Regions from separate parts of the Mus musculus genome. Here regions 1 and 2 are each linked to region 3. A link is a loop called in an ENCODE intact Hi-C map of the cell type or tissue named here. Cell type or tissue: heart. All regions are shown on one strand.

The links. A loop is a pair of places that touch in the nucleus more often than their neighbours do. Peaks named below come from ENCODE experiments on the same cell type or tissue, not always from the same donor. Only the 100,000 strongest peaks of a DNase experiment are listed, where the experiment ranks them.
Region 1: it touches region 3 in a loop (7-fold over the local background); 29 of 42 quality-filtered maps call a loop at or near these places.
Region 2: a loop joins it to region 3, with 4 times the contacts of the local background. A loop is called at or near these places in 18 of 42 quality-filtered maps.

The regions. Positions count from the first base shown.
Region 1 is chr13:43,317,941-43,325,940 of GRCm38, reverse strand. No RefSeq gene overlaps it. Among named protein-coding and RNA genes, the nearest start is that of Gm52047, 16 kb to the right of the region's middle. In heart, CTCF peaks have their summits at 4,274 (motif pointing right) and 7,083 (motif pointing right); no DNase peak of the experiment used is centred here.
Region 2 is chr13:43,393,946-43,401,945 of GRCm38, reverse strand. It overlaps Sirt5 (sirtuin 5), which reads right to left. Exons shown (of 9, transcript NM_178848.3): 9 at 6,743-7,209. The coding sequence ends at 7,134. Nol7 (nucleolar protein 7) reads right to left here and starts at 3,570. Exons shown (of 8, transcript NM_023554.2): 1 at 3,288-3,570; 2 at 3,151-3,211; 3 at 2,377-2,435; 4 at 1,325-1,353; 5 at 1,012-1,093; 6 at 528-649; 7 at 369-446; 8 at 1-184. The coding sequence starts at 3,541. The coding sequence ends at 105. In heart, a CTCF peak has its summit at 3,605 (motif pointing left); DNase peaks (open chromatin) are centred at 3,455 and 3,545; H3K4me3 peaks cover 1,873 bases; H3K27ac peaks cover 901 bases.
Region 3 is chr13:43,179,925-43,187,924 of GRCm38, reverse strand. All of the region lies in intron 3 of Gm40929 (a long non-coding RNA gene), which reads right to left. Among named protein-coding and RNA genes, the nearest start is that of Gm40929, 12 kb to the right of the region's middle. In heart, a CTCF peak has its summit at 4,840 (motif pointing left); a DNase peak (open chromatin) is centred at 4,857; H3K4me3 peaks cover 1,141 bases; H3K27ac peaks cover 3,689 bases; H3K27me3 peaks cover 902 bases.

The DNA.
Region 1 (8,000 bases), 140 kb before region 3:
ATCCATGGCTTCTGAATAAGAGAACAGTTCACTCATCGAAGGGAAAGAGGCTTAGAACGCCTAGAAACGAACATAACATTAGCTCAACACACACCCATCCAATGTTGAAATATAGTACAACACATTATATTCACTTGATTTATTTTTTAAAATGTGGTGTTGGTATAAATTAAAAGGTATGCTGGTCTGGGAATAGAGCACAGTAGCAGAATGCTTGCCAGTCACCATCCCCAGTTCTGCACATAGAAATGAAATGCATAAATTAAATAAATAAAAGTCTGTTTGTGGTTGAGGACTTGGGGGTTTGTTAGTTTCCAGGAAGCAGGGCCCTTCCTGGAGACAATAAGCCACAGAGAAGATGTTGGTCAAGGGAGTCTGAAGGGTCTTGTTGTCTGAGTTACTGAGGGGAATGGAAGTATGAACCAGTACAGCTTTTCCAGAGGGGAGGGGGGCTGGCAGTATGTTTCAAAAGTTATTAAAACGGAGCCATCCCTGAAGCAGGCATCTTTACTTCAGTAAGCAATACAAAGATAAATATGTGTGTATAAAATTTTCCTTAAGACTATTTGTGGATTTTTTTCTTTTAATATTTCAGACAGGGTCTCATTGCATTGCTCACATTGAACACACAGAGGTCCATTTTCCTCTGTTGAGCAACAATATTTGTTTCTTTTATTATCATTATTAAATTTATTTATTCACTTTACAATCCAATATCAGCCCTTCCTCTCTCCCCTTACCCCCTCATATAAGTTCTTCCCCATTACCCTTAGAAGGGGAAGCCCCTCTCTGGGTATCACCCTCCCCCATCCCATCCTCCTATCCCTCCCATATCATCTCCCACTGAGGCCAAAGAAGGCTGTCCACTTAGGGATATGGGATTCACAGGTAGGCAACAGACTCAGGGAGAGCCCCTGCTCCAGTTGTTTGGGGGACCCGCATGAAGACCAAGCTGCTCATCTGCAACATACGTGCAGGGATTCATTCTAGGTCCAGCCTGTGCTTGCTTTTTAGGTACCAAGTTAGTTGACTCTATTTGTCTTCTTATGGAGTCCCTATCCTCTTTCTCCCAACTCCTTTGTAAGAGTCCCCATGCTCCATCTACTGTTTGGGTGTGAGTCTCTGCATCTCTTTCCATTGGTGGTTGAGTGGATCCTCTCAGATGACAGCTATGTTCTTGTCTACAAGCATAACAGAGTACCGTTGATAGTGTTGGGGATTGGTTCTTGCCCATGGGGTGGGTCTCAATTTAGGGCAGTCATTGGTTGGCCATTCCCTGAGACTCTGATCTCTCTTTGTCTCTGCAAGTCTTGTAGGCAGGACACATTTTGGGTTGAAGGCTTTGTGGGTGAGCTGCTGTCCTTATCCTTCCACTAGGAGTCTTGCCTGGCTACAGGGAATGGCCTCTTCAGGATCCATAGCCCTCACTGCTAGGAATCTTTGCTATAGTCACCTCCATAGACCCTCTGGGGCTTCTTGCCATTCTAACCTAGAGATTGCCACAACAACCCATCTCCAATATCTGTTTCTTAAAAGCCAAACTGCCAACTGCAACACTCAGGAGAGCGGGCCCTGCACCTCACCTGGGCAGCACAGTAGAGCTAGCCCTGGTGAAGGGGGTGCAGGTGAGACTGAACAGCTGCCCCCCCCACTCCCACTCTTGGCATGGGTGTGGGGTGGTGCTCCTCTTGCCACCTCTAGTAGGTGGTCTAGTCAAGAGAGCTGGCTCTGAGGGCATGAGAGGAGGAGAGCTAGCCCTGTTCCCTCACTAAGTGTAGCACTCTGGAAAGCAGGCTCTGCACCTGACCTAGGCAACACAGTGTAGCTGGCTCTGATGGCAAAGGCTCGAGTGAGCTAGCATTAAGGGTTTGAGAGGGAGAGAACTGACCCTTCCTCCCGCTGATGGCAGCATTGTGAAGGAAGAGTGAGTGCTTGCCCTGGTAATGCTGATAAGGGAGAGCTGGTGGACGGATCAGCTCTGCTACCACCCAGGTCCCGATCCAGAGCTCTGAGACGGCCCACCCCAAATCTGTATCATCTGCAAAAGATTGGGACATATGAAAGGTCCAGTCCTGCTGTTCCAAAGCTGCAGGATCTCCATCACACAGGGCAACAACAGGATAACTGGGAAGAGTCTCGATGAGGATCCAATACTGATGGTGTCCCAGAAGCCAGAGATCTCAAACCAGACCAATGACTCATTGCGATGAACAACTGAAAGTGAAGGTGTGTGGACCGAGGAGTATACTGTGGGACACACTGTAACACACTACAGCTTCCACACTGAGATGTTTTCTATGATCTGTTGTTGTTTGTGTAATTTTTACTTTGAGGGGGAGGTTGCAAGGATGAAAGGCAGATATGAGGGAATGGGGAGATGGGATGGACTGGGGTGCATGATATGAAACACAAAGAATCAATAAAAAGTTTTAAAAATCCAAACTAACAAAGCGGGAAACAAATTACAGTCATTGAGCAAGGGATTGGCTGGGGCTGGACAAATAGTTCAGTGTTAAGAACACTGAAAGCTCTTGCTTAGAACCAGAGTTCAGTTCCCTGGGCCACACTCGGCAACCCACAGCTGCCTGTGACTTTAGCTCCAGAGGATATGTCGTCTTTTCTGGCTTCCCTGGATACCCACATTCGTATACAAACACACACACCTCACCCACACACATACACACAAATAAATGTTTTTAAGTTAAAAAATAAGAGACTTGTTAAATATATTAAATCAAGAGATTTTCTGAAACATTAGTCTGGAATGATATTGATGTGGATAGAGGCCTATTAATAGCATCATGAGAATGGAGCCAAGGCTAGCTCAGTTGGTAAGAGCTTGCCCAGCATGCATGAAGTCCTGAATTTTATCATCAGCACTGCATACTCTGTGGTGGCACACAGTTGTAATTCTAGCACCTGGAGTTAGAAACAGGAGGATCCAAAATTCAAGGTCATCCTAAACTAAAAGCAAGTTCAAGGCTAGCCCAAGCTACAGGAGACTCTGTCTCAATAACAACAAACAAAGTATCCTGAGAAAAGCAAGATGAAACTGGGTGTTGTGGTGTGTGCTTTAAAATCTCAGCACTTGGGAGGCTGATGCTGGAGGACCATAATTTTGAGATCAACTTGACCCACATAGCGAGACCTAGGCCAACCTGATCCACAAAGTGAGACCCTTCCCCAAAAATACAGGATGGATTTATAAAGTGTGAAGAGTTGTTGGATGTATTGGCATATAACTGCAATCTTAGCAGGAAGGAGTAGAGGATCATGAGTTTTAGGCTAGCCTCAGGTACATGGTCAGATTCTCAGAAAGAAAAAAAAAAGACAGAGAGGAAGTATATGTGTACACAGTATGCCTACATGTATATTGAAGAAGAGTTTAGGAGTAGGTACACAAAAAATGTCAATTATGGTGGAACCCATAAAGCATATTTATTTTCTTTGTATTTTACTTCCTGAATTTTGGATAGTGGACACATTTGGGGAGAGATTTTTTAAAAATATGAATAGTAACACATTAACCATCTGGAAATGCTGACTAGTAGAACTTTGTTACACTTCTAAATGGTAATCCAGCCTTAACTAATTGTTTTTATAAGAGTTGCCATGGTCATGGTGTGTCTTCACAGCAATGAAACCCTAAGTAAGACACCCCTCAAATGGTTAACTGTTACTTTATGGTATGTGGTTTGGTATGGTATTGTGGGTTGGGTATAAAATGTAGCACCCCCCCCCCCCAACATACAGCAGAGATTAGATCCTAGGAACATTCAGTAACAAACTTCAGAGGTGGGTGTGATTGTCTCTCCGGGACTCTAGCCACATGAATACATCATCCAATGAGCCCTCACGGTCCAGTCACTGTGGTGCTAACCCACAGACAAGCTCATACCCCAATATGCCCTTTAATGGTGGGCCCCGATTAGAGGAAGGTCACCTAGACTGTGTCTTTGAAGAGTATAGTTTGTCCCTAGCTTCCCTCCACCTCTCTCTTCCCTGCCCACTAGAAGATAAACATCTATGCTACACAGCTCCCACAATGAGATACACCCCCAGTTCAGGCCCAAAACAATGAGAGCAAAGGACCTTGAACCAAAACCTTTGAAACCTTAAGTCAAAATGCATCTTTCTTGTTTTAAGTTGGTTAGCTCTGGTATTTTGTCACAGCAACGAAAGTCTAATAAAATATGTAAATGTAACTTTTTTTGGCTTTTTTTTTAAAAAAAAATTTTTATGTGAGTGCTCTGCTGCATATACATCTGCAGGCCAGAAGAGGGCATCAGATCCCCTCATAGATGTCTGTAAGCCACAATGTGGTTGCTTGGAATTGAACTCAGGACCTCTGGAAGAGCAACTGGTGCTCTTAACCACTGAGCCAACTCACCAGCCCATAAATACAACTTATATTCACCAGATGTACTTGTCATCTCCGAGGCTTACTGCTGAATAAGCTCACCCTTTCTAGTTCTTTCTGAACTCTGGCTGGCTGGTTCAACTCAGCTGCTCTGGCTCAAACTTCTCTCCAAGCTGACTGATTCAATCTTGCTTCTCTCAGCTTCTCACTGAATTTCTCTGTTTGGCCTCAAACTAACTGGCAATTTGTTCTAATCTTCTGGCTCCTTTTTATCCTCTGGCTTCAACTGCCTCTGCTGACCTGCACTGAACTGCAAGAACGGTTGAACTCAACTCCACTGCATTGCACTCACTACACCAACTCCCAACTGACTGGACAGAACTGCCCCCACTCTCTCTCCCTGAACTGCTCTTAAATAGATTCTCTTTCCTGTCCTGTTCTCCTGAAAGTTGGGCATATCCTATCTCTGATTCATTCTGTCAAATCTTTCCCTGATTCATCACTTTGTTCCTCAATTAGACATCATTATCCAATATGGCTGCTTCCTTCTAGAAAGTAACGTTAACCTACATCGTTAGGGAGTTAAAGGTGTGTACTAAGGGCATGTCTGTATTCCAGCAACCATGTTGCTGGATTAAAATTCCTCTACAAAAATATGCATGTCTCAGGTTTAAAGCATTTCTCATGTTTGCTCATTTTATCTTTTAAAAAAGTCTGAAGTTCTTTATAGAGGTATGAAGTCGTATTGTGAGACCAAATCTTTTTGGACTGAGACTCTATCTTAGAGAACCTGATCCAAGTTTGAACAGGCCGGTTCCTATTGCCAGTTTCCAGGTTACACCCCCCTGAACCCCCACAATCCAGTGTCTAGCACCAGTTTCCAGGTTACCCCCCCTCCCAAATATCTGCATCTAGCACCGGTCTCCCCTAACAAATCTGTACCCCCAGGTTATACGCCCACCCCTGCCTAACAACAACCAATCAGGAGAAAAGCAGAAGTTAAGTTTATGGTTTGTCTCCCAGCACCAGCTAATTATACTAAAGGCCACAGTACCACCCCAATTAGATGCTTGCCGGGCTAGAAACACTCACCCCATCCCTTGCCATTTTCTATGAAGCCTGTCCCAATGAGTGTTCATGGGGTTTTTCTCCACCAGAACCATCCTGTGGATTGGTGGTGAGTTAAGCTTAAACCGGAGCTTGTGAATAAAGACCCTCGTGCATCAGATGGATTCCTGATTGGTCTCTTGGGGTTCACAAATGCTTCCTGCTACTAGAATATTTCAGTTACCCACTGCTGCACAAAACATGGCCTCCAACATTTAACAGCTTAGAGTCACATTTACTACCCCGTAGGTTCTTGGGGTCAAGATTCTGGAGTCAGTCTAGCTTCTCTCCCACAGGTAAAAGTTGTTCATGATATGTCAATTATCCTCTACAGATCGAATCCTCCCACACACAACCCCACCCCTGGAGTGGGGGATTGAAGATCTAATCTGAAGCATGGTGGTGTTTGGAAGTAAGACCTTTGGGAAGTATTTAGGTGTAGATGGCATCATGGGAATGAGCCATGTGATGGGTTTAAAGCCCTCAGAAGGACAGGAAGAGATCACTTCCCCCCAGGCCACATCAGAAAACGGGTCCTCATCAGACATGGGATCCAGCAGCACTCAATCCCAGACCTTCCACCTCCTGAGCTCTGAGAAGTGTGTGCTGTTCAGCCATTGGGGCTGTGGCATCTTTTCAGCGGCTTAAGAGGACTGAGACACATCTGAGGTCTATAGGAAGTGTATTTCAAAGAAGGTGCACACAAGGCAGTTGGCTAGAAGCCCCTCTATTTTCTCCCCAGTAGCCCTCCACCAGGCTGCCCCAAGTTCTCACGACTTGGGTAGCTGGCTTCCCTGATCCAAGATAAGTGTATAGGCGAAAGCAAGCAGGAAGCTGCAGTTCCTTTTATGACATAGCTTCCAAAGTCACACACATCTTTCTACTCCTTAGTGAGTCACCAAGTCTAGCCACACTCAGTGGGCGGGAAACCCATCCCACATTTCAAAGGAAAGGATGATAACCAAAGACTAGTGACACTTAAAATCCACCCTGGTAGAAAGTGGTGACCCCCACCCCTACCTGCTCTGCCTTCCAAGCCCACCCTTCCTCATGGACACAACTGACATTCCTTTTTTTTTTTTTTTAAGATGTATTTATTTATTATGTGTACCCCTGCCCCTGGGGAATCAGAGGTAAGGTGATTGCAAGTACAATAGAGTAGGCCACCAATCAGCTAAGCCTTCGGCCCACTTTACCCTTGGAAGCCTTTAAGAATGGACATCTTGCTTTGTTTGGTGGGAAAGGAGTCTCTCTCTTCAGTGCCCCACACTGTCGATAGCCTTCAGGAGTCCCTTACTATAAAGTTCTCACCTGCAAGATCTCTGCTCGATCTATCCCCTTTCCTCTTTGTCTCCAGAAGCTGGAATTTGGGGTCAGGACCTGTGTGTCCTGACCTGTGTGGAACCCAAGAGCTAACAGGTAGCAGGAGGGAGTGTGTGTAAGGGAGTGTGTGTATCCTGATTTTCATCAAGTGTGTTTGCACTTTCACCAGGAGCTACAGAGTTATCAAATATCAAATATCAAGTTAAGTTTTCTAGTTTAGATTTGTTGAATATGTTTTTTTTTATTTAGTTTATTTTATGCATATGAGTACACTGTAGCTATCTTCAGACATGCCAGAAGAGGGCATCAGATCCCATTGCAGATGGTTGTAAGCCACCATGTGGTTGCTGGGAATTGAACTCAGGACTTCTGGAAGAGCAGTCAGTGCTTCTAACCACTGAACCATCTCTCCATCCCCATATATATTTTTTTTTCTGAAGATTTTTTATGCTATATGTATGCCTGGTGCCTATGGAGGCCAAAAGAGGTGGTTATAACCCTTGGAATTGAGTCACAGGTAGTTGTCAGCCACATGCAGCAAATCTCTGAGTTCAAGGCCAGCTTGGCCTCTAGAGCGAGTTCTGAGATAGCCAGGGTTACACAGAGAAACCCTGTCTTGGGGTAAGTATATATAAATTTTTTTTCCTTTCTTGAAGACATTTGACTGGCCATCAGATTATTTTAATAATCACTGTCACATACAAACTTTCTGATTCTTCTTCCTGGGGTCAATATAACTTATATAGTTCTATAAAGTCTATTTAATTAAAGTTTCGAAACTATATAATAGACAGACTTTACCATATTTCAATCCTGAGGTTTTTTTGTTTTGCCTTTCTTCAGAGATTTGTCTATTTTACCTAATGGCAATTTATTTTATTTTAAATTTACTTTTGTGTATTATTATTGTGTAAGTATGTGTTAGGAGCATATCATAGTGTGTGCATGAGTGTGTGTATGTGTGTATAGGTCAGAGGACAACTTTTGGGGGTCCATTCTCTCCTGTATTTATGTAAATTCAGAGGACCAATTCAGTTGGCCCAGATTGACCACCAATCACTTCCACCCACTGAGCCACCTCACTAGTCCCTTAATTAATAACAATATTTTACTATTATTGATAATTTTTATATTCTTGGGTTTTATTCTATTATTTTAGTGTTTATGTTTATTTCTCTATTCATCTAAATTGGGTGTGTGTGTGTAATTT
Region 2 (8,000 bases), 210 kb before region 3:
ATGATTTATCAGTGACTAAATTTTGAGAAATGAACCCTCTCTGCACCCAGTAATCTTAAACTATGCATGCAAAATGCAGGTTTTTCATTTCACTTGACTTTGATTCACTTATAAGTTTTCTTCTTCATCTTTTTGGCCATCCACCGTTTTTTAAACCTCTTGGCATTTTGTTGTTTCTGAGCTCCTATAAGAGAACAGAAGCTCCAGGTGTAAAAACAGTCAACAGGTATTCAAAACCCAAGAAACAAAGTCTGAGCGTCTAGTTTACATAAAGTAGATCTTTCAACTTAAAATCATGACCCACCTCCTTCCAAAAACCTTTTATTTGTAAAAACTACTAAAGCCAACAGATGAACGCGCTATCTTACCCCAGGTGCTAGTCAGAAACTGGGCTGCAGCCTTTTTCACTGGTGACCTCTTGTTGTTCAGAGACAGGAACTTGTTTACTAAAGGGAAGAATCACACATCACTGCTTTGTCATTGTGAGAAACTAAGGGAGAGACAGACATAGTCCATAAGAAAATTACCAGTAGTCCTTTTGGAATCTGAACCATATAAACAACTGTGGATGAAGTGTTTGGCTGCCTCTTGCCTTGAATCTCTCAGATCTTCATCTTTAAGCCTTACAGCCATGTAGCTTTCAATCTGACTGGTGATTAATACAAAAGGTCAACGTAAATTAGAGGGTACATGCTTGTTCTCCTGCATAACTCTGTAGTGTATGGTGCTGGGGACAGTCAACCCAAGGTGGCTCCCATACACTACGTACGTACTGTACCACTTGGCCAACATCCTTAACCCAACTTTTTCCGTCCTTAAGGTGGATGGGGTTAGGGTGGTGTCAAACTCAGGGCCTCACAGAAACAAGGCAGGGACTGTACTTTATGACTCCTAACGCCTACATGATCTCACTTTGTTACTATCAAAACTGATACTTTTCTACAAGTAAACCAATACTATCAACTACATGGAAACTGCATCCCACGGGGAAAACGGAACAAAACTCATTACCCGACAGACTGCACTTTCTGTACTTTAACTTTCTTGGAGTTTCTTCCTTTTGCATGCTGTTCACTTTTCTTTTTCAAATTAACTGAAAAAATAAGATCCACTTTGTAAGTAGTATTTATATAAATTAACACCTAATGGAAGTTACTCACTTTGGTGACCACCTATCATGTGAGTACAGGTTTTATTTTGAAGAAAATAGTGGAAAACAGGCTTAAGCCAACTTTGGCCAGGCCTAAGGACCACAAATAACCAAAAATTTCTGCAAGTGCACTTTACCATTACATGAAGTTACTTAACCAAGGACAAGTCATACCTTTTACGTTTTCTGGTGATTTCTTTATGCTGCGGGAGGAAAAAAAAAAAAAACGAAAGATGGGACTGGCAGGCAATAGAGAGTACTCAAAACAAGTATCCAAGATCCTCTCTCGATTTCATGACCCCTGCCCTTAATCTTTCCTCACTGAGCCACACAGCGCTGCCACAACTCCCAGTCATTTGACTAGTATGGAGTGTCCTCAGAACTTAAATTTGAGCACTGTTAATAGAAACTCAGAACTGTTAACTTAGCATTCCAAAGATCAAGTAAAGGCTGGTGCTAGTCTCACAGTATTGAGAAACTAGATTTAGACAACAGTTTGGACCCTGGAGACCAAGGATGAGTTCCAGGTACCTACGGAGTGACTAAACTGCCTGGAAGAGAAAGCACAGAGGCCTGTACAGATGGGAAGTTATGGAGGAGGGAGCGAGAAGAAAGGGTCCACACTTGACCTCGGGTAGGAAAGAGAAGGACCTCACCTAAAAGCACAAACATCTGCTTATATACCTCATGGATTAAAGATCTGAATAATTATGGAAAGTAACCAACAATTTGGAACTACTATTCTGATTTAAAAGAAAAAAGACTTGAGAAGTTAGAATGTTCTAAGGTCAGGTGTGGTGGTGCACACCTTTAATCCCAGCACCAAGAGGCAGAGGCAGGCAAATCTGTGTTTGAGGTCAGCCTGGTCTACAGAGCAAGAGTTACATGACAGTCAGGGCTACTGAAACCCTGTCTAGAAAAACAAAAAGAATGTACCAAGGAGTGAATTCAGCAGGGCGTAAACTCAAGCTTTGGGTTTGAAGCACTGGCAACACGGCTGCTAAACGAAATGAGGAACAGAGAAAGGGGTGGCGGCAGGTAGAGCAAGCTAAAGGAAAGTCTGGGTTTAAGTTCCTGCTGCAACACTAAATGTTCTCAGTCACTTACTTACCATCTATCTTGCTAGACAAAGTTGAGGAACTCCAAAAGCACTGTGTAGCTTTTAAGTTTGGGGAGAATTTCTTAGGGTCTACAGACTTTATGCACGTAGAAACTGCAATACTTACTCGGCCTCTGAAGCTGTAGTTAGCTGCTCTAATACAGCATCTGGAAGCAGCTTTCTTTTCTTTGGGGATAAAGACATTTGATGACAAGTTAAAGTGAGGTACAGGTATGCCTGGAGATAACTTCTAACGTTACTCATTTCGAACAGTCCTGAATTCGGGCCAATCTGTGAATACGTCCCTGCTGCCTCTAAACCGACAACATTAAGACTGGATTTAGAAAGCCCAATACAGGCCGGACATGGTGGCGCACGCCTTTAATCCCAGCACTCAGGAGGCAGAGGCAGGCGGATTTCTGAGTTCGAGGCCAGCCTGGTCTACAAAGTGAGTTCCAGGACAGCCAGGGCTATACAGAGAAACCCTGTCTCGGAAGAAAAAAAAAAAAAAAAAAAAAAAAAAGAAAAGAAAAGAAAGCCCAATACATTCCCTGTCATTTTACCCAAAGTAGCTCAACGTTCAAGTATCCCGGCTACTAACTGAAAGGTATTTAGGTATGGCCACTCGAAATCAGATCTCTGGGGTGCGAAAAAAGAAATCATTAGCTCCAGCCTAGAATTTTAAAAACTCAAGCAAACCTCACCACCTCTGGAAGCCTGTAAGACCTACTGTCAGGGATAGATGAGTGTCAGTGCTTCCACGCCTACTTTGAATTACGGCAGACTCCAAGAAACGCCAATGGCCCTTGCACCTCTCCAGTACCCTATCCTTTAAGGAGCTTTTAGCAAGGGAACTCTAGCCCCGGCCGAGTTTACATAAGCGACAAGTCCCGCGTCCAACCTTCTGTTCGATGAACAGCTCCTCGCGCCGTTTCCTCTTCTCCTTCAACAGCGTTTTATCCCTGGAAGGAAAGGAGTCGGGTCAGCGCCGGCCGAGCCTGGGGAGTCCCGAGGCGCCAACATTCCCGGGCGCTGCACCTGCGAGCACTCGCGCGCACGCGCAGCTCCTCCTCCCGGGCTTCCGCCTGGGCGCTGGCGAAAGTCAGCTCCTCCGGGGCTTCGTCGTCCGCGTCCTCCTCCTCGTCCAGGGGCTCGGCGGCCGCGCCACTGCTAGGCTGCGCGAGCAGCAGGCCGTGCTCCGCCTCCTCCTCCTCCGAGGCCGCCTGGTCCTCGTCCACCATCGCCTCAGCCGGCGCGGGAATACGCGACAAGCGGGGCCGGAGCTGCACCATGGCAAACGGAAAGGCGGCTGTCTGACCCTTGACCCGGAAGCAGCCGTGCGCGGTGCGCGCTCTCTACGCCCTCTGCTGGTTCGGAGGCCGCGAAACGTGCTGAGGCGCGTGCGCGGGAGGGCGGGGCTTTTCATGGCTGAGACGGGGGGGGGGGGTAAGAGGGCGTGGTTTCGTGCTGCTAGGTGTCGCCGCCTTTTTTTTTTTTTTTTTTTTTTTTTCTCCCCCAGGTTGCTTAGATCTATGGAACAGAGGCAAGGGTATAATAAATAACGAAATAAATGACCATCGTTGCTTGTGAGATGCATCCCTGTATGTATTGTGTACGACCCACCCCCATCACCACCCCCACCCCCTCCAACCCTTGCAATCCTCTGCCCATATATTTTTTGGGAATACATGGCCCACGTGATGTCTTTTACCAGCTATACAGTAGGAAATGATTCTTCATTCCCTAATCTATCCGTGCACTTGGATGAGCTGTCCTCTCTGATATGTGTTCCCCTACGCAGAACGGTTGACTTTCAACGTCCCACCCAGAGACCATGGCATGTTTAGTTACACTATTCTCTAAATACTCAAGTCACCTGGCTGTTGCTTCTACCATTCTAAAGTCATTGATTTCTAATGTCACACTATATGTTCGACAAATGGTTAGTTAACATATATACTTCCTACTTCTAAACCTTATCCCCCCCCCCCTCTTGTTTAGAAGCAGTTTCCAATTTAAAAAGAACAAATAAGTGTGGATAAAAAGATCAAAACAAGGCCTGTAGGTGGTGGTGCATGCCTTTCATCCTAGTGGTGCGGGGCAGAGGCAGGAGGAACTCTTGTGAGTCTAGGCCAGCCTGGTCTATGGAGTGAGTTCCAGGAAAGCCAAGGCTACACAGAGAAACCCTGTCTCAGAAACAAAACAAAACAAGAACTGCTAGAGACATCGTAGGCAGAGAAGGATGGGGAGGGTGGCTCTGAAACGTCTGGGCTCGGTCAGATAGAAAATACAAATGAAAAACATTCTCTGAGTCCGGCAGAGTAGTGCACGCCTGAAATCCCAGCACTCGGGAAGCCGAAGCAAGAACATCTTAAAGTCTGGGCCAGCCTGAACTAAAGTGAAACCTATTGCAAGAAAACAAATGTTTGCATCAGCAGACCCCTACAGTAACTAGCATTGAGAGAGGTTAAACTGAAGCCCGGTGACAACCTACCAAAAGCATGTGATGGTCCATACGTGTAGATGCCGCATTAAAGTGTCACAGAGGGCAGGAGAGACGGCTCGGCAGTTAAGAGAACTTCAACTTACTGCTTGCTCTTCCAGAGAACCTTAGTTCAGTTTCTAGTACCTATGTCAAGCAGCACACAACCACTTTTTTTTGTTGTTTTGTTTTGTTTTGTTTTTCGAGACAGGGTTTCTCTGTGTAGCCCTAGCAGTCCTGGAACTCACTTTGTAGACCAGGCTGGCCTTGAACTCAGAAATCCTCCTGTCTCTGCCTCCAGAGTGCTGGGATTAAAGGCGTGCGCCACCACCGCCCGCTACATAACCACTTATGACTAGTTCCAGGGGCTCCAAGGGCTTTGGCCCCTGCAGTACGCATAGCCATTGCATACAGACAGACACACAGACACACACCTTGGAAAGGTATCACTGAAATTATAACTAGCTCCCTAGCTTCAGCTTACCACCTCCAGTGTGACCCTCATGCTGCCTGGCTACTTCTCCAGACTCCCAATTGGTCAGATAATCTATCTCCTTCACGCAAAGGACTTTTAGGATTTGTTACAAATGACTGTCACCTATGGTACACGCAACTCTCCCTTGTTGCCTGCGGTAGATCATTTTAAATGTCAACATGGTTGGACTAACAAACACCTGTGGGGAGCCACGAAGTCCTGAGTAAATGAGTATTGTTGACATGGGTCCAGCCACGTCAGTGTCAAGGACCCTGATGCCCCAGTGGCAAAGCTTTCCCTGGGTCAGGTTCAGGGAAATGGCAAAGGCTTCCTGTGCCAATGTTGGCAGTGTGTGCAAAAACTAGCAAGGGCAGCTCCTTCCTCGTGGGCGACTACAACCTGAAATGGCTCCCCTCCAGTCTTCCCATAGAGACTTCTGAACCCCTATTCCTTCTGCTACCCATAATAAACTTGCTGAGTCCCCGAGTTGCATAGGACGTGGCCTCCATCCAAGTGACGCAACCCACCCGACCCCAGCTTTTCTGCATGCCTTTCTGGCATTTGTTCCGATGTCTGTCACCTCTTCGTTTCCAACTTGCTGTCTTCAGCTTTCCAGTACCCGGCTATGCCGGGTTCGGCAAACACCTAACGCAACAGTGAGGCACACCTTTTCCATGTGCCTGCTGGTTCCCAGAGAGGATTCGCTGAGGAAGAAATACCCTGAATGGGAGGAGCGGACTGTAGTCTTAGGGAACCGGGAAAGCGAATGGAGTACTGGAAGTCCCTGGCTCTGCTTCCTGCGCAGCCGCAGACCAAGCCATTCCCTCCCCCAGGTCTTCCTTGCTGAGATGCCTTCCTCTGAACTGTGAGCCGAGACATGATGGACCTTTCTTTCATTCTTTTAAGTTTTCTCGGGTACTTTGGTCATAGCCACGTAACTAGGGACAGAAACCCAAGATATTAAAGCAAATGGATTTCTGAAGGGGCTGAGGGGAGGCGGACCAGGTCCATAGTTACCTGGAGAACTGACTGGATCCAAAGGAGGGCATTTACTATGTTAGTGGCCACAGCTTCCTTCTGGGCCTCTCATCCCTCTCATTCAGGCCCCGGCTGCATCAGCAGGTAGAGCTTAAAGACAGAGCAGCGTTCTTGCTACTTTATTGCAAGGTTAAAAAGGCCATCCTCTCAAGGACCTGTAGCTCCGGCAAAGACTATCTCTCCTTCACTTATGACGTGAAGCAACGGTCATCCATCACTTCCTTTCCTTAGAGGCAGCACATCTGCTTCAACGTGGATTTGCAGTGTTCCTGTCCTCATTCTGATGTCTCTACTCGGACATTCCTCTTCTTGCTTTGCGTGACTTCTTGCTGCAAGTTATTCAGTATTCTTTAAGGTAAGACATCCAAGGGAAGTAAGCACTGAAAAGAAACGAAGCCCCAAGCCAGGGCAGCTCTTGGAGGAACATCCTTATACAGTAAGTTACCAGTTATAAAAGTAGTTGCATTTCTACAAAAAAAAAGTACAAAAAAATAAGTATGAGGGTTTAACTTTCAGGGTTTTAATTCTCTTTTTCTGTTTTTGCCCAAGATGCAAACATACAATCAGGATAATTGCCTTCTAAAGCAATTTAATTACAAAATTTTCCCTTCCAGTAACTAACCAAAAAATATCAAATCCCAATTACTCATATTTCAGTTCAAATCAAATAATATGGAAGGACTTGACAGCCTCTTCCAGATCAAACACATTTGCTGCTGGTATTTTGAAACCCATCACGTAACAGATTGTCTGCTTGGGGCTTGAAGGGTGTTTCCATATTTTTCCAGAGTTCAGCTCACCATCCATAAAGCCATTTTTCCCGTTAGTGCCCTGCTTTAGCACTCCAGGATACCGTACTGCAGGTCCTTCTCCTCTTTCCACAGGGCGGTTAAGAAGTCCTTTCAGTTTCATGAGGAGCAAGGGCTTCAGGAAGAGTTTTCCCACAGGGTCCGGGAAAATGAAACCTAAACACAAGAAGCCATACAGCAGAATTAGGAGGTGCGAGTCAGCAAAACGAATGTACAACTACAGCCAATAGCATATAGCTAATGGTGTTTTAAATTTTTAATAGATTTTTTTTTTCCTTTTGACAGGATCTCATTATGTAACCCTGGCTAGCCTGGAACTTGTTGTGTAGACCAACCAGGCTAGCCTTGAACTCACAGAGATCAGCTAGTCTCTGCCTCCCAAATGCCAGGATTAAAGGTGTGTGTGGTGGTTTGAATATTCTTGGCCCAGGGAGTGGCATTATTAGGAGGTGTGGCCATATTGGAGTAGGAGTGGCTTTGTTGGAGTAGGTATGTCACTGTGGGTGTGGGCTTTAAGACCCTCCTAGCTACCTGGAAGTCAGTATTCTGCTAGCAGCCTTCAGATGAAGATGTAGAACTCTCAGCTCTGCCTGCACCATGCCTGTCTGCCTGGATGCTACCATGCTCCTACCTTGATGATAATGGACTGAATCTCTGAACTTGTAAGCCAGCCACAATTAAATGTTGTCCTTTATAAGAATTGCCTTGGTCACAGTGTCTGCTCACAGCAGTAAAACCCTAAATAAAACAAACAGCTACTCCCCAGCTGTAAATTCTGGTTCAGGAAGTCTGGGTGTCTATTCATAAGGGCTAGGGTGATCAGAATCTTTGGGAAGATTAAGGGAACACCAGGAAAATTATAGGAATGAGGAAAGGTGGGCTCCTATTAGCCAATTCCATCTCAAATGGAAGGCCTGTGTGCTAACCAAAAAGAGCAAAGATGAAAC
Region 3 (8,000 bases):
GAGGTGTGGTTGTATTGGAAGAGGTGTGGCCTTGTTAGAGGAAGTGTGTCACTGGGGAGGCGGACTTTGAGGTCATATACGCTCAATCTATATCCAGTGATACAGTCACCTGCTAGGTGCAGATCAATATGTAGAACTCTGGGCTTCTCCAGAACCATGTCTGCCTGCACGCTGTTATGCTTCCTGCCATGACAGTAATGGACTGAACCTCTGAAACTGTAAACCAGCACCAATTAAATGATAATTAAATTAAAGAGTTGCTGTGGTCACGGTGTCTGTTCACAGCAATTAAATCCTAACTAAGACACATGGATCTCTCACCTTGCACACAAATCCATTCACAACTGATCAAAGACCTTAATGTAAGACCCAGGATGTTGAAAATAGCTAGAGGAATAGGATTGGGAAATACTTAAAGACATAGGCAATGGCCAGGATGGTCTGAAAGGGACTGTATAGGAAAAAAAGCAGTGTCAACAGTTAACACACAGTATTTATGAGACTAAAAGGATTTCACATAGTAAAGGAAACTTCCAGAAGAGAGAGCCCACAGAATGGGAGAAAACCTTTTCCAACTATGCATCAGACAAGGAATTAATATCTGGGATACGTAAAAAGCTGTAAAAGTGAAACAGAACCATCTGGTCAATAAATGAACCGGTGAGCTAAGGAGACAGCTCTCAAGAGAAGAACGAGCAATGGTCAATAGATACTTTTTAAAGTGTCCAGCGCCCTCAGCCATCAGGGAAATGAAAACTGAGCCTGCTCTCAGAGTCCATCCCACCCCAGTCAGAATGACTGAAATATCAAATGACAACACATACCGAGGAGGACACGGGGAGGAGGAGCCCTGATTGCCTGCTGGGGGCACATAAGCTTGTGCAGCCATTGTGGAGATAGATGGAGATTCCTCAAAAAGTCGAAAATAGGACCACAGGACGCATCTGTGCCCAGAGGACTCTTAAGTTGGCACAGCTCAGAGATACTTGAACATCCATGTTACCTGCTGCACTGCTCACAATAGTAAGGAAATGAAACCAAAAATCATGGTACTTACACACAGTGGGATGTTATGTACCCATAAAGGAAATTCTAATCATAGCATCTGCTGGAAAATGGATGGAAATGGGCATCACTGTTTTCAGAGAAACAAGCCAGACTCAGAAGGATAGATGGCATTTTCTTTTCTGCATAGACTCTAGATTTACAGTTATACGTATTGGTGTTGGTATGTGTGTATGTTGTACATGGGTGTGAGTAAGCATGTGTGTGTATAGGTCACAAAACTTGAAAGAGGATTACAAAATGAGAGGAAGAGATCTTTTAAAGAATTGGGGGCTGATTTGAGCTATGTTATATTTTTATGTGCTTAAGTGTTTTGCCTGTGTGTATGTCTGTGCATCACAAGCATGCAGTATCCATGGAGGCCAGATGAAGTGTTGGGTCTCCTTGAGACTGGAGTTCTAGAAGGTTATGAGTTACCATGTGTGTGCTGGAGATCCAACCTGGGGTCCTCTCAAAGAGCAGTCAGTACTCTTAACTGCTGAAGCCATCTTGCCAGGAAAAGAACTTAAGTGAGGTGGGGAATAGGGATGGAGAGGATACATGAAATACCTGTGATAAGAAAGCAGAAAGAAGGGCTAGAGAGATGGCTCAGCGGTTAAGAGCACTGACTGCTTTTCTAGAGGTCCTGAGTTCAATTCCCAGCAACCACATAGTGGCTCATGAACATCTGTAATGAAATATGATGCCCTCTTCTGGTGTGTCTGAAGACCGTAACAGTGTACTCACAGACGTAAAATTAATAAATAAATATTTTTTTTAATTAAAGAAAGGAACGAAAGCAGGAGGAGAAACTAATGGGGTAAGAAAGGAAATCAGCTGTAGTGTGGAGAGGGACACGGGAGTTGGGAACAAAAGAACACTAAATATAATGACTCAGACATATGAAGAGACTACGATGAAATCCATGGTACCATATGCTAACCTAAAAAAAAAAAATCAATGAAAAACAAGATGTCCTTGCACTGATGGACTCTAGGCAACTGCTACCAAAATACCACAGAAACAGAAAGAACATTCTTAGAATTTATGTGGAATGACAGAAGATTCAGACCAATCAAAGTAATTCTCAGCAAAGGGAAGAGACGTGGAGGCATTACAGTGTCCCTCTTCAAAACAAACTACAAGTCACACTTCAGCCAAAGGGTCAGGGTAGAAACAGCTCCACATGTTTTCAGCCCAGTTTTGTGCCAGTCTGAAGGAGCATACATTAGAGGAGGGGAAATCTCTTCAATTAACTGTGCTGGGGAAACGAGCTACCCACACACAGAAGGAAATAGATGTGCACCTTGTTAGAAAACCGACTCAAGCTGAGCGGTGGTGGTACACGCCTTTAATCCCAGAAAAACAGCAAAAACAAAAGAGCCGAGCAATTTGATTTTAAAAATGGACCAATGACCTGAATGGACATTTGTCAACAGATGATGTGTTTATAAGAAGAAAAGGAGACAGGGGATATGTTTTGGCGCATGCAGAGACATCCCTTCCCCCGGAGGGACCAGCCACAAGGACTGTATAGTATAGAGTTTATGCAGGGCATGGGGAGGGGAGTCAAGAGGGTAGTAGAGACAGAGAAGGGGGCTGGAGTGGGGGTAGGGGGGAGGAATAGAGGAGTAAAGGCCGGCCATGAGCACGAGGAGAGTGGGGGGAGGGGTCAGAGGACAGAGCAGGATCAAGAAGGCAAGAGCAAGAGAGAGCAGAGGGGGCAAGCAGCCCTTTTATAGTGAGTCAGGCACGCCTGGGCCTGACTGTTGCCAGGTAACTGTGGGGCAGAACTTAGACAAAATGCTAACAGACAATATTTTAAAAGGCCAACAGGTAGGTATCTGACAAAATGCTATGTACTGATCATATCCAGGACAACAAAAAACCCACCCTAAGTTATCTCTCTCCACTTAGGATGATCACGGGTGAGGTGAAGGCTTTACAACGTGGTCGTGTAAACTAGTACAGGACCACAGAGAACGGACACTGTGGGCTCTGTAGGAAAGCAGAGCAGAAGTGCCTCTGTGCAGATATCTAAGGCGACGAAATCAGTGCCCTGGCTTTCTACAGTTGTGACAAATGCCTGAGGTGGCAAGCTTATAGAGGTGAGCAGTCCCTGGGGAGACTCGTTCACTGAGGATGTAGAAGAAACAGCTCCACTTAAACCCATGGAAGCAGTACTGGCAATAGATGAGACAGGATGAAGCTAGGAATGCATCACGGTTGGGTTCTACGGATAAAGATACTGTGTAGCATTCACGCATAACAGTATCCTTCAGCCATAAAAAGATCCGGATTCTATCATTTAAGGCAAAGTGGGTAGAACTAGAAGGCATTACATGAAACAAGCCAGGCACCGAAGGAGGAGTGGGGCAGAGACAGAGATGGTTCATGGGTAGAGTGGATGGATAAGCGGGTAACCTCTGATGTCAAATGGCACTGTGTTTGTGTGTGTGTGTGTGTGTGTGTGTGCACGTGCATGTAATTTGAGTATTTCAAAACAGTATTTTTAAAGTTCCAAATACAACGAAATATTAACTATCTGAGATTGTGGCTTTATCTTTACATACTTGTACAATTATGTATTCATTAAAAATAAAAATACTGGGGCTGGAGAGATGGCTCAGCAGTTAAGAGCACTGACTGCTCTTCCAGAGGACTTAGAGTTCAATTCCCAGTACCCACAATATGGCTCTGTCTTATGTCTCTTGTGTTCTATTGCTGTGAAAAGACCCCATGACCCCATAACTCTTATGAAAAGAAAGCATTTAAGTGGGGCTTGCTTACAGTTTTAGAGGTTTAGTCCATTATCTTCACGTGGGGAGCATGGTGGCACACAGGCAAACAGGATAGCTGAGAGTTTGACTTCAAGATCTGCAGACAGCAGGAAGCCATTGGGCCTGGCTTGGGCTTTTGAAACATCCAAGCCCTCTCCCAGTGACACACTTCCTCTAACAAAGCCACACCTTCTTATCCTTCCAAACAGTGCCATTTCCTGGTGACTAAGCATTCAAATAGATGAGCCTACAAGAGCTGTTCTTATTCAAACCACCACAGGCTCTTAATTGTCTGAAATTCTAGTCCCATGGGATCTTTTGTCCTCTTCTGTCCCCTGAGGATAGAGCTCTCTTGTGGTGCTTAGACATATGTGCAGGCAAAACACTCACACACACAAGATAAAAACAACAATAAAATACTGCTCTCCCATGGCAATCTTAAGTGGAACCATCTGCAGGCTTGGACGCATGTTGAAAATTCAGCTTTATGGACTGGTGAGATGGCTCAGTGGTTAAAAGAACTGATTGCTCTTCCGGAGCTCATGAGTTTAAATCCTAGCAACCGCATGGTGGTTCACAACCGTTTGTCATGTGAAGCAAATAAACCTATGGACCAGAGCGGGAGAAAGGGATGGGGGAGGAGGGGAAGGAAAATTCAGTTTTACCTATAACCTAACAGCATAGCCAAGAAAGGCACTGCTGCTGGCGCTGGAGGAGCAGCAGATTTGCCAACACTGTTTTATGGGAGGAGTGGGAGACAGCCTGTGAGTTGAGTTCCCGGACAGCCCGGGCTATACAGGGAAACCCTGTCTCAAACAAGCAACCAACAGACTCACACACAACTTCATAAAGTTCTAGAGATATTTGAGCCGTGGCTGCACAGTTATATGAATTAGTAAATGACACTGAACAATAAACTTAAAAATAATTAAAACGTCCGTTATGCATGTTTTACGGCACTGAAACACAAACGTGAAAGCGTCTCAAGTAGTTGAACCACAGCGCCACCTTCTGGCCTTGGCCAGGGAAGCCAGCCTAACTCTTGGGAATGGATAGTCTCATTTTGTCTCTTCTGCCACCTTTATGAACCCCTCTTACCCTGGAGAGTCTCAAAGCAAAAGGGGCATTTGTAATTCTTTAGGGCAACAAATCCTCCTTATATGGCGGCTGCTAACACAGGTGGAGTACATGAAAGGCTCCCTCTGAGCCTGGCAGAGGTCTGCAGACAGCTCATTAGCACTGACAGCTAGCGACTCCAGGACAGGACTCTTTCCAGCTCCGAATTGCCTTTCATCCCCCACACTGAAAGCTGCAGAATGAGGCCAGGGCTTGTGGAGCCATTCAAGCCTGGTCACAGACGCCGGAGTCTGCAGCAGCCGAGTCTTGTTCCCCTATCTGTGAAGAGCCTCCTTGTGCTTTCTTTAACAGTGATTCAGCATCCTTGACCCAGATAAAGGGTTTACAAAAAGCCCTTTCACAAGTGATGTGTTCAGATAAGTTAAATCCCCTGTGATGCATTGCTCACAGCTCTGTGCAGTTCAGTGGCGCTCCACTGACCCACAGACTCGGGAGCAGGTCAGGATGGAGGGAAGAGAAGGCTGCTTTACAACACAGCACTGAAATCCACTCCCAGGCAGGTTTTCTCAGCCCAGATCCAGAGCGAAGCGCTGCAGGTACTACCCAGGTTACACAGGCCACGGAGTCACACATTTGCCAAGAGGGCTTTAGTGACCTGGACAAGGCATGGCAACACCAGATTTCTACCTGTCTGTCGAGAAGCCACTGAGGCTGCACAGGGTCAGTAGGGTACTGCTGGTGAGATGACTCGCAATCTGCAATCCCCTCCATTGTTTCCATTCCTGGAGTGTTGGCTATGTCTCCACACACCCAGCATCTCAGCATTTCAGGGAAGTATTTTGAGGTTTGTTGTCAAGTGGCTCTGAGCCATTTAGACTTAATGTTCTCTTTCCTGTGTTTTAGCATCTATACTAACAGCCACTTCTGTGGACAATCTCAGCTTATACCAGCGTTACCTGTCCACATATTCATGAGCTATATATTCCATCATCCCCATTAGAGTTTCTTTTCTTTTCCTTGCCCTCCCTCCCAAAAGTCTCATACAGCACAGGCTAGCCTCAAATTCACTATGTAACAAAAGATGACCTTAACCTTCCAATCCTCCTGCCTCTACCTCCCAAGTTGCTGGGATTACAGGCACAGGCCAGCACACTTCGTTTGTGTGGTGCTGGGAACTGAACCTAGAGCTTTGTGCATACCAGGCAGACACTCTATGGACTGAGCAACACCTCTAGTCCTTCTCTAACTTGCCTATCCATGCATCCTTCCTCTGGGCCACTTGGCAGTTCCTGGCCTAAGCAAAGTCCATCTTGGAGAAATGGAAGGCAGTATGGTGAGACCTGGCTGTGACAATCAGAGACTGTGGGCCACCCCATGGCCCACCGTTCCCTTTTGCTGTTCCCTATGCTTTGAGATTAGGTTGCTATCCGACTCCATCCTGCGTCTGCAGCCCCAGCATCTGCCCTGCCAGGTAAGAGACAACATCCGACCCAAGCTCTGCAGAGGTAGAAACTGCTCTGAGCCTCCTGCTGTGTCTTGGAGAGAAAGGTCTTGTTCCAGTTGCCACCTGCCAAGCAGCTGATCCGCAGACCATTTACAGCTGTCTCAGAACTGTTTTCCATAAGATGGGTCAGAGGGTGCAGGCGCATGCTGCCATGCTTCAGGGCCTGAGTTTGATTCCCCAGGATCCACATGGTGGAAGAGAACTGACTCCTGTGCATTGTCCTCTGACTTCTAGCTTCCCGTTGTACTTCTCACCCCCAGCCTGCGTAGCCACACCCTCCCTGCGCAGCCACACCCACCCTGCGCAGCCACACCCACAATCGATGACTGATCTGTACTTGTACATAAAGAACCTTTTTCTTTCTTTCTTTCTTTCTTTCTTTCTTCCTTTCTTTCTTCCTTTCTTTCTTCCTTTCTTCCTTCCTTTCTCTCTCTCTCTCTCTCTCTCTCTCTCTCTCTCTCTCTTTCTTTTTTCTTTTTTGGATATTTTCTTCATTCACATTTTAAACACTATCCCAAAAGTCCCCTATACCCCCCCCCCAACCCCCGACCAGAACCTTTTACTTTCAGTGGTGCAAACACATATAATCCACGCTCAGGAGCCGCCACTACCACCACCACCACCACCACAAAATTGCCTCATTAAAAAACAAATTTCTGGAGCCTGGCAGTGGTGCCGCATGTCTTTAATCTTAGCGTTCTGGAGGCTGAGGCAGGTGGAGCTCTGAGTTTGAGGCCAGCATGGTCTATGGAGTGAGTTCCAGGGCAGCTAGTCCTACACAGAAAGGCCTTATCTTGAAACCAAACGAAAGCAAACCTAACAATCCATGCTCGGTTCTGGCTTTTCCGTCCCGGGTAACAGGTCAGCCACAAGGTCCGGCCTCTAGCAATTAGGATGCAGCACACTCTACCAACATGAGCCGTGTGTTCCGCAAACATTCGGCTCAGATGCTTAACCAAAAATACCCTCTCTTCCTCCTCCACACCCAAGTGTGCCTTGTGGCACCAAAGGTCTACAGGGACCCAGTCAAGTGTAATTTGAGTTTACCTTTAGGCTGACAGTTGTCCCTGTGGCTCCAGAGGCCAGAGAGGCAAAGCCCTCGATCCCTCCCTGCTTCAACAAAGAGCGGCTGAGATAGTGGGTGGGGCCTCAGGAGGCCTCCAGGTGTGTCCAGGGTATGCGCGCTTGTTCCCTGCTCAGCTCCAAGAGAATCTTTACCCCATCTGTCTCTCATGAAGACTGTTTGCCTTCTAACCTGATCCTGATTAAGAATCCTCATCCTAGAGAGAGGCTGCAACTTAGAATCACCTCCAGAGGATCTCACTCACTAGGCTCCAGCCACACTCTGACGGCTCTAATGCCCAGAGACAGGAGCTTAAGGACTATCCAGAATGAATTCTTGTTTTTGTTTGTTTTGTTTTTTGTTTTTTTTTTTTTTCGGGTTTCTCTGTGTAGCCCTGGCTGTCCTGGAACTCTCTCTGTAGACCAGGCTGGCCTTGAACTCAGAAATCCGCCTGCCTCAGCCTTCCAAGTGCTGGGATTAAAGGCGTGCACCACCACTGCGGGGCATCGGAATGAACTCTTCACAGAGTCTA